Regions from separate parts of the Homo sapiens genome. Here region 1 is linked to region 2. Evidence: chromatin contacts called from ENCODE Hi-C or POLR2A ChIA-PET data. All regions are on one chromosome and are shown on one strand. Each heading gives the region's core, a stretch centred on a gene start or an enhancer-like site at or near the end of the contact. The rest is flanking DNA. Distances are from core to core; before and after follow the strand shown. Region 1 holds the start of SMIM2-AS1 (SMIM2 antisense RNA 1). Region 2 has its middle 72 kb from the start of SERP2.

Region 1 (3,786 bases), core at 374-2,873, 190 kb after region 2:
AAAAATGTTGAGAAATTCCCTGGAGTGTTCCTAAACCAGCTTTGCTGAGGTGTGGGGTTTGGACTCCACTTTTAGTGAGGGCCTGCTGTGTGCTCACCACCATGCCTGGCAGCTTCTGCTGTCATCTCGTTTCACCCTTTGAAAAGTCTAGAAGGAGAGCAGGTATTGTCAGGCCCATTGTGAAGAAATTAAAAGCAAGACTCAAAGAAGCTGTAAGGTGCCTAGGATCATAAGACCAGTAAGCGTGGGTGAGGCCAAGGCTTGGCCTGGATCTCTTACCTCCACTCCTTATTGCTTGTCACATTGTGTACCGATGTCTGGGTATTTTCCCAGCCTGCCATTGATCTTAGAAGGAAAATTCTGCACTGGTGCTGCTCCAAGAGATACAGAGGATGCATTGATCTAACCCAATGTGTTATGTGGTTGATTTCTAAGGTGAAGTGAAATCAGTTCCAAAAAGGTTTGAAGAGATCAGCGCTGTCCATCCAGGGTTAAGACCCTATGTGTACCTTCCCTGGAATTCCATATTTATTGGTGATGCTATTTCTGTCTCAGAAAAGTCCCCCTAATTTCCAAAGTGGCTTACAAATAATAGGTTCTAGATCATCTTGAAAAAATTGGTCAGGTGATTGTGTATAAGAAAGAGGACAATTTTATATCACAAAAAGGAAAATGCACCAACATTTATATGTTTGCATTCAACTGTATGTTGTGCACAGTTGTGTGTGTGTTGGGGTTGGAAGAGTAAGTGTCATGGAAACTGAACGATGCTGGGAAATACATCCTAATTACTCAGGACCATATGTTTTTTATAAACAAGCAAACAAGAGTCATGGATTCAACTATAATGGATAAAAATCTCTCAAGTTAAAAACAATACAAGGAAGTAAAGTAGAATAGCACAGTACAGTAGTTAAGCATGAAGTAGTTAAGCTTGAAGCCAGTTGCCTGAGTTTATAACCCAGTCTGCTAATTACTAGTTGTGTGACATTTGATAGGTCAGTCACTTAAAAACAAAATAAAACAAAACAAACAAATCCTCTGTTCAATATTCCCCTCTATAAAGTGGACACAATAATAATAAGTATGCATAAGGATGTTGCGAAGGTTAGATGAGAAAGTGCAAATGAAATGTCTGATACTTCATAGAAGTGTGTTATAAAAGAGAAAAATATATATACGATTTTTGAACTCCTTGTAATAGAATAATATATTTCTCAGGTTCAAGAAGTTGGGAAAGAGTTAATCACAACAGAATTGTCACCATGCTAAGAGAGAGAGCAAGTGATTTTACTACTAGAAGCCAGTATGAACCCAATAACACAGTATGGGGAAGAGAACATCTAACCAATGCATAATAATTAGGATATTGTTGAGAACCGAGCCCTCCGAGCTTCTACATGCCTTTAACAATTAGTAGGTCAATGACCTTGCTCAGTGGATCTCCACTCATATGGGAGGCACCAGCAAAATGAAGAAAAACCCGCAGACGCTCTTGTAGGAAATGCAATTAAAGTGGAAAGGCCTAAAATAACATTTCCATTGTGCCCCTCACTTACATTGGAGAGTCAGGGCCAGACTGGGAGGCTGGCAGGGAAACAGCTTGGCACTGCAGGCCACCTGGGGTCCATTTGCCAACAGGACTTGTGGCTAACATCCTTTGATAACAAATTTCCCAGAGTCACAGGGCTCTTTTAGATCACCATGATTCCGGGTCACAAGACGGATGGGAAGCCACAGAGCCCCGGGTCCTTTCCGTGAAGTTAAATATTACACCATCCATAATGAAACATCTTTGTATCTCCTCGTGGCCACAATTACTTAGTCACTGATTATACAATAAACTCTTCAGAAATAATTCACAAAGATGAGAAATCAAACCCCACCCTTTTATGTTCTGAGGCATGAACCAGCTCCACCTCTTGAGAGAGGGAGGTAAAGCCTGTTGCACATCTTCAGCCCATGGTATTTTCCGGCAAATGTGGAAGACCCTCAATATTGGAAGGTGATCTGCAGTTCCACAGGGAGACAGTACAATGGGTGCCTGCCTGGGAATGGCAGTGCCTGGCTTCAGATACGATTTCAACCGATCAGCTGTATAGCACTGGGCAAATTACTTAATTTCCTAGGCATCTCAGTTTCCTTATTCACCAAATGGCAGTAATAATTGCACCTACTTCATAAGGTTGTTGGACCTGGCACACTGTAGTTGCTAAATAACCGTCAACTATAATGCCCATTCTCCTGAGTCGTTCACCTTTTCGATAGCCTAGCAAAAAGTTCTTTGAAAAAATGACAACTACCAAACAAAAGGCATATTTCATATAGACAAAATAACTCACATTGTCTCTTACACATGATAGGGACCTTGCCCATGATTGTGGCCCTTACATAATCTGGATAACCATTTGGGTTTTTATTGCTATGTGGTGCTTCTTCTGCAAATGGTATTGTCCTTTGTGAAACCCACTGCTTTTACCTTATCATTGGCAAATACTTTTGGGGTTTACTCGAAATGTATTCACTGGCATGGGGAGTATGGATGAGGTCCCTCCTTCATGGAACTTAGATTCTGGTTAGGTAAGGGGTAACAATAAAGCTTAAGAAGTTTTAGGATCCCAAACTCAGAGTTCAAGGGGCTCATGTGTGAGGAACTCTAGGGGGAGGAAGAAAAGAAGTAAAGTTTAAGCTCAAAATTGAAGGCGGCTGAGAGTTTTGCTTGAGAAAGTGCCCCAGGTGGGTGGAAGAATGTGGTTCCAATACCTAAAAGGAAAAGAAGCTTGGAGTTGAGAGGAGCCGAGGCCTTCCACCCACCTGCAGCAATGTCAGGCGGTAAGAGGATGATGGTCAGGCTGACCTAGGCTTGGAGACCACATCAAAGGGTCAGGCTTGATCCCAAAAGTATCAAGGAATCACGGAAGGGTTTCACACTGGGAGTGAAATGGTCTGACCTGAGGTGAGGCTGGATCATCTTGGCTGCTCTGTGAGGCAGGAGAGAATGTGGGGATCCTGGTGGGAGGCTGTGGCTGTCAAGTCGGCACAAGTGCACCATCTTTTAATGATTCTGGCCCAGACTTGGGTGGTTTGGAGGTAAAGAGGTAGATAGATTTGAGAAACATTTAAACATTTGGCTTAAAACTAAAGCTAGCCCTCCCTGCCCCACAAATCAGGATAAGTAGCAACATTAACCTATAGTCGGCCCTTCTGCTACCAACACCCAGGACGTTTTTAGTTTGGAAAAAGAAGGGACCTGGTATCTAAAGTGCAGCTTGGGGGTTTTCTACTGAGGTCAATGACCTGCACTGCTCTGCCTGACCCATTGCCACCTCAGACACTGAAGCCTGCTCAGCCTCCTCTCACCCTAATTACACTTATCATGCAAAGCCCTAATACAGCCAGGAAGGGCTCAACACCAGTCCCTCTAGCCAAACAATCAGCAAACTAAGATAACTTTAAAGAGTGTCAAGCCCAACTTTATGACTCCTTCATAGGCACCAAGGGCATTGTCTCAGCAGCCTCAGCCACCAGACAGGATGGCCCAGGGCTGCTTGTTCCTTGACCTGCTAGGACCAACTGTGACTCATCTATTTACTGCAGAGCAAAGGTAACTTGGGTTGCACAAGTTGACAGCTGTCTCCCAGGTGACAATCAGTACTGGAAATAAAGGCACTGGGCTTTAACTGGAAAAGTTTCTACTGGCATAGACCCAGGCTGGATGAGGCAGGGACGTGAGAGATGGCATGCACGTATTTTAAAGAACTGGGGTCCTCACAGCTGACTGGCTAT
Region 2 (3,689 bases), core at 1,173-3,672:
TTCATTCCTTCCTATTTCCTCTACCACCTAGCTACCTCCCCAGGGTGTTCATAGGAATAAAGAGAGTATGTGGAATTGCTGTGAGCTCCTTATAAGGAAAGTGTTACATAAACACAGAGTATTTTTATGTGTGCATATAAAATATATCTTCTCTGGCTAGAAGGGCCTTATTCACGGAGCTAAATAAAACAGGTTTATTTGGAATAGTAGCAATCCCAAAGGACCTGAGTATTGCAAAAAGCTTGTGTTTTGGGAAATATTAGTCAAGGGGAAAACTGTTTCTAGCATCAGTTTTTTTCCCCCATCTGTGAAGTCTTTTTTTTTTTTCCTTACACCACCGGCCACCCCCATCTGTGAAGTTTAACTTGTCTCTTACTGTCTTTGTTTTATCTTGATGAGGTTCCCCATGCATACTCATACGCTGGCATCTCTGCATAGTCCCTAATGTGGTTTGAGGCAATGGTGTGCTGGTAAATGTTTTAACAACTCGCTCTTTGTGGGGGATGACGGGGGCCTTATTTTGTAGTATTTGCCAGTTTTCATGATGTAAATGCTCCTTACCATGGCCAGTTTCAAGCTATCAACATGAGTGATTGCAGAGTTGGCAAAGATCCCCTACAGTAAGCTACCATTATATGGCTTTCCCACCACACAGATAAAGTATACATAAACAACTTCAAGAGCACAGGCAATACTAAAGTGTAGTAATGAGAAGTAATGAGTTTTGAGAGTTTATTACATTTTCAAAAATATAATTTATTTAATTCTTTTGATTTAATTTTTATTAATGGCTGTGTTAACAACTGGCTTGCAAAATTTCAGAATATTTAATAGTTGCTTCCCTGGAGCTGGTGTGAGCTGCCCCCAGCACAGCACTGGATGAGGTGTTGACCTTGATATAGCCTTGACTCCTCTGAAGCCCGTGGTTCACTTTGCCAAGGCATCTATTGGGTATTTCCACCTGGATGTCACACTATGATGGCAAAGTAAATGACTGTGAGAATAAACTCCTCATTTCCCCACTCACATCCCTTTCTGCCTTCATCCAAGTTAAAAATCTTAAAGTCACCTCTTTCCTCCTTCTCTCTCGGTCTTCCCGCTTGCTAGCCAACTATTACCAAGTCTTCCTTTGAAACATCTCTTAGTCATTCTCAAACTTGGCTGCACACTAAAGTCACCTGAGGAGCTTTAAGCAAATCCTGATGTCTGGGTTCCACTCCTACGTATTCTGGTTTAATCAGTCTAGGGTGCAGCCTGGACATCATGATTTAAAAAAGCTCCCAAGGAGAAACTAATGTGCAGCCAGGGCTGCCAATCACCATTTTTTTCTTTCTCGTTGTTATTATCTTCTAATTCAGTATAATGAAACACAGACTTGGTGATCCAACAGACTTCGGTGTGAATCTTGGCTTTGCCAAAGGGTATTCTTTTTAAGCTCCCTGAGATTCTCTTTCGCCAACTGTACAGTGGGAATAATGACCCTTTTAACATACGGTTATGTAAAAATGCCTCAGCTGAGCAGATATACAAAGCAGCAAGCAAAGTGTGACATGGAGGCTTGTATCATGGACCAAGTGAGGAATCACTAAAGCCTGAAATACAGTGATTGTCTACTGATATGTCTTTCTAAAATCTGATGTTTCACACCTATGCTCCAAGTCCTCTGTTTTTTCTCAATTGCCCAATGAATTAAGTCTGGACCCTTTAACCTGACCACATGCCTTCATATCTCACCCCAACCCACGGTGTCAGCCTCATACCTGCCCCATTTGCTCCCGTGTAACCTGTGGCCCAAACTCAGCAAAGTTTTCAGGGGTCTTCAAGCTTCCACATCTTTGCGGCTGCTGTTCCCTCTGTCTTGAACACCGTTCCTTTCCTCTCTCACCTGAACTTTCCAACACAGCTGTTAAAGTACAACTCAGAGGTCACTCTCTACAAAGTCTTCCTTGACTGCCTCTGACAAAATTAATGATCCCTTCTTTGTGTTCCCACAGCCTTTGGTACAAACCTTATTTAGCATTTGACTACATTATTTTAATGATTTGTTTTCATATCTGCCCTCCTTCAACTGTGGCTGAGTCATCTTGGTATTCCCCAATGGCCCAACGCAGATGTTTGCGAAATAAATGGGTGCATTTCCTGTCTCATTTTTCATCACTCTCTTGTCCTCCTGTATAAGAGATATGCCAATAGACTAGGTGGAGCGATCCTAGATCAGAAAACAGTACTTATAAGTATCTTAAAAGCCCCATTGAAAAGATATTTAAAACTCCCAGAAAAAGACTCCTCTCAGATCCCACATGGCAAAGCATATTGAAGTGAGTGGTGGCAGACAGGTGAATAGCATACCCTTCACCCTCAGAGAGGCTGTGAATATTAGTCACCCATGCAATGCTGCCAGGAATCCCTCTGGGGCTGGCCCAAGTCACAGAACATGTGTGGATTGTTTTCTAAGCTGTGCTGTGTTAAAATAGCAACTCCCGGTTTGCCTCAGGTGTAGAGTTTAGGTTCATGGTTCACTGGATATTTTAGGAAAATAGGAGTGAACATTCCAATCGCTTCTCTCCCCACTCGTAGTGTGTGAGGTTGTTTGTTCACATGGCTCAGACTCCGCAGAGAGCAGATTGCTGATAATGGCCATCCCGTCTCCTGGCCCTCTCCCAGAAGAACCATATTTAAGCTCTCAGTTGATGTGAATGCCCGGAAAACATTACTCTCCAGGGTAAGCTCAGGGGTGGTGTTGAGGGGCTTTGGAATCCCCGATAGAGCCAGAGCCCTGGGCCTACATTAGAGAAGAGGCTAATTTAGCTGTTTTCTGGGAGGCCATAGGTCTAACCAGATTGTAAGAATGAATAAATGAATTAACAGAGGAATCCTTCCCCTAAACTTGAAAAAAGAATTTGAAACCCTACTGTAGATTTAACCATTAATTCTCCCCTCTCATCGGTCTTCCCCAGTCTCTCCTCCAAAGATTCACCCCCTTGCTTTTGAGCACTGACTTGTTGAATGCTCTTCACTGAAGATCATTTGACCAGACTAACCTTCAGTGGCAGACAGTAAAAAAGGCCATCAGTGACCAACTCCAGGTATGGAGGCTGGACGGCTCTCTAATGAACTCCGGCTAATGCAGAAGAGAAAACACTTTAAAAACCAAAACAGGTGAAGGTCAAGGAATGATGATAGAGTAGAAAATGCCTTCATTCCTTTCATTCAAGAAAATGGCATGCAGGTGGTTGTCACTGGGTGGATCCAGTGGGCATATGTGCCAGAAATGGCATTGATGGGATGGAACTGGAGGCTGGGGACATGTTGGTGAAGTGGTGAGGTAGTGACAGGGAGGAGGGTTTGCAGAGTTCCTGCTGATTCTTATGAAAGCTCCAACAAGGGTGAAGAAAATGGATCATAATCATAGAAAACGGCTACTCCAACTCCACGTGGTTAAGTAATGGACAGGGGAGTGTCTGGGAGTGAGGGCAACGCTACCTCGTATCTACCTGGACAGGCATGGATGACATTTACTTGTCAGAATCTTCAGGTGCTAAAGAGTATACGTTCTATGAAAACAAGTGTGCTTAGAAATGCGAATGCAATTAAATTACAGGATTCAATTAACAAATACTATGTGGGATGGTGAAAGATATTGTAGGATTGCAGAGCTGTGGTTTGAGGTGCGATACCCCACAGAGAGT

What was found. Hi-C counts contacts between places; a loop is a spot of excess contacts on that map. ChIA-PET counts read pairs that join two places held with the same protein, here RNA polymerase II (POLR2A). Pooled maps may share reads with other maps.
Region 1: a loop to region 2 is called in a pooled map of heart left ventricle, with 2.0 times the contacts of the local background. The contact joins the promoter of SMIM2-AS1 here to the enhancer-like site in region 2. A Hi-C loop is called at or near these places in 1 of 168 maps with a recorded cell type or tissue (Right ventricle myocardium inferior) and 2 of 50 pooled maps. POLR2A ChIA-PET finds 5 or more read pairs at or near these places in 1 of 52 experiments (RWPE1).

Annotation. Positions count from the first base shown.
Region 1 is chr13:44,108,386-44,112,171 of GRCh38, reverse strand. It overlaps SMIM2-AS1 (SMIM2 antisense RNA 1), which reads right to left and starts at 1,623. Exons shown (of 5, transcript NR_104065.1): 1 at 1,560-1,623. All of the region lies in intron 2 of LINC00390 (long intergenic non-protein coding RNA 390), which reads left to right.
Region 2 is chr13:44,299,929-44,303,617 of GRCh38, reverse strand. No RefSeq gene overlaps it. Among named protein-coding and RNA genes, the nearest start is that of SERP2, 72 kb to the left of the region's middle. RefSeq lists an enhancer at 2,047-2,236. Within about 2 kb of position 2,422, at least 20 of the 41 ENCODE cell types and tissues checked have a DNase peak (open chromatin) inside an H3K27ac peak, as active enhancers do.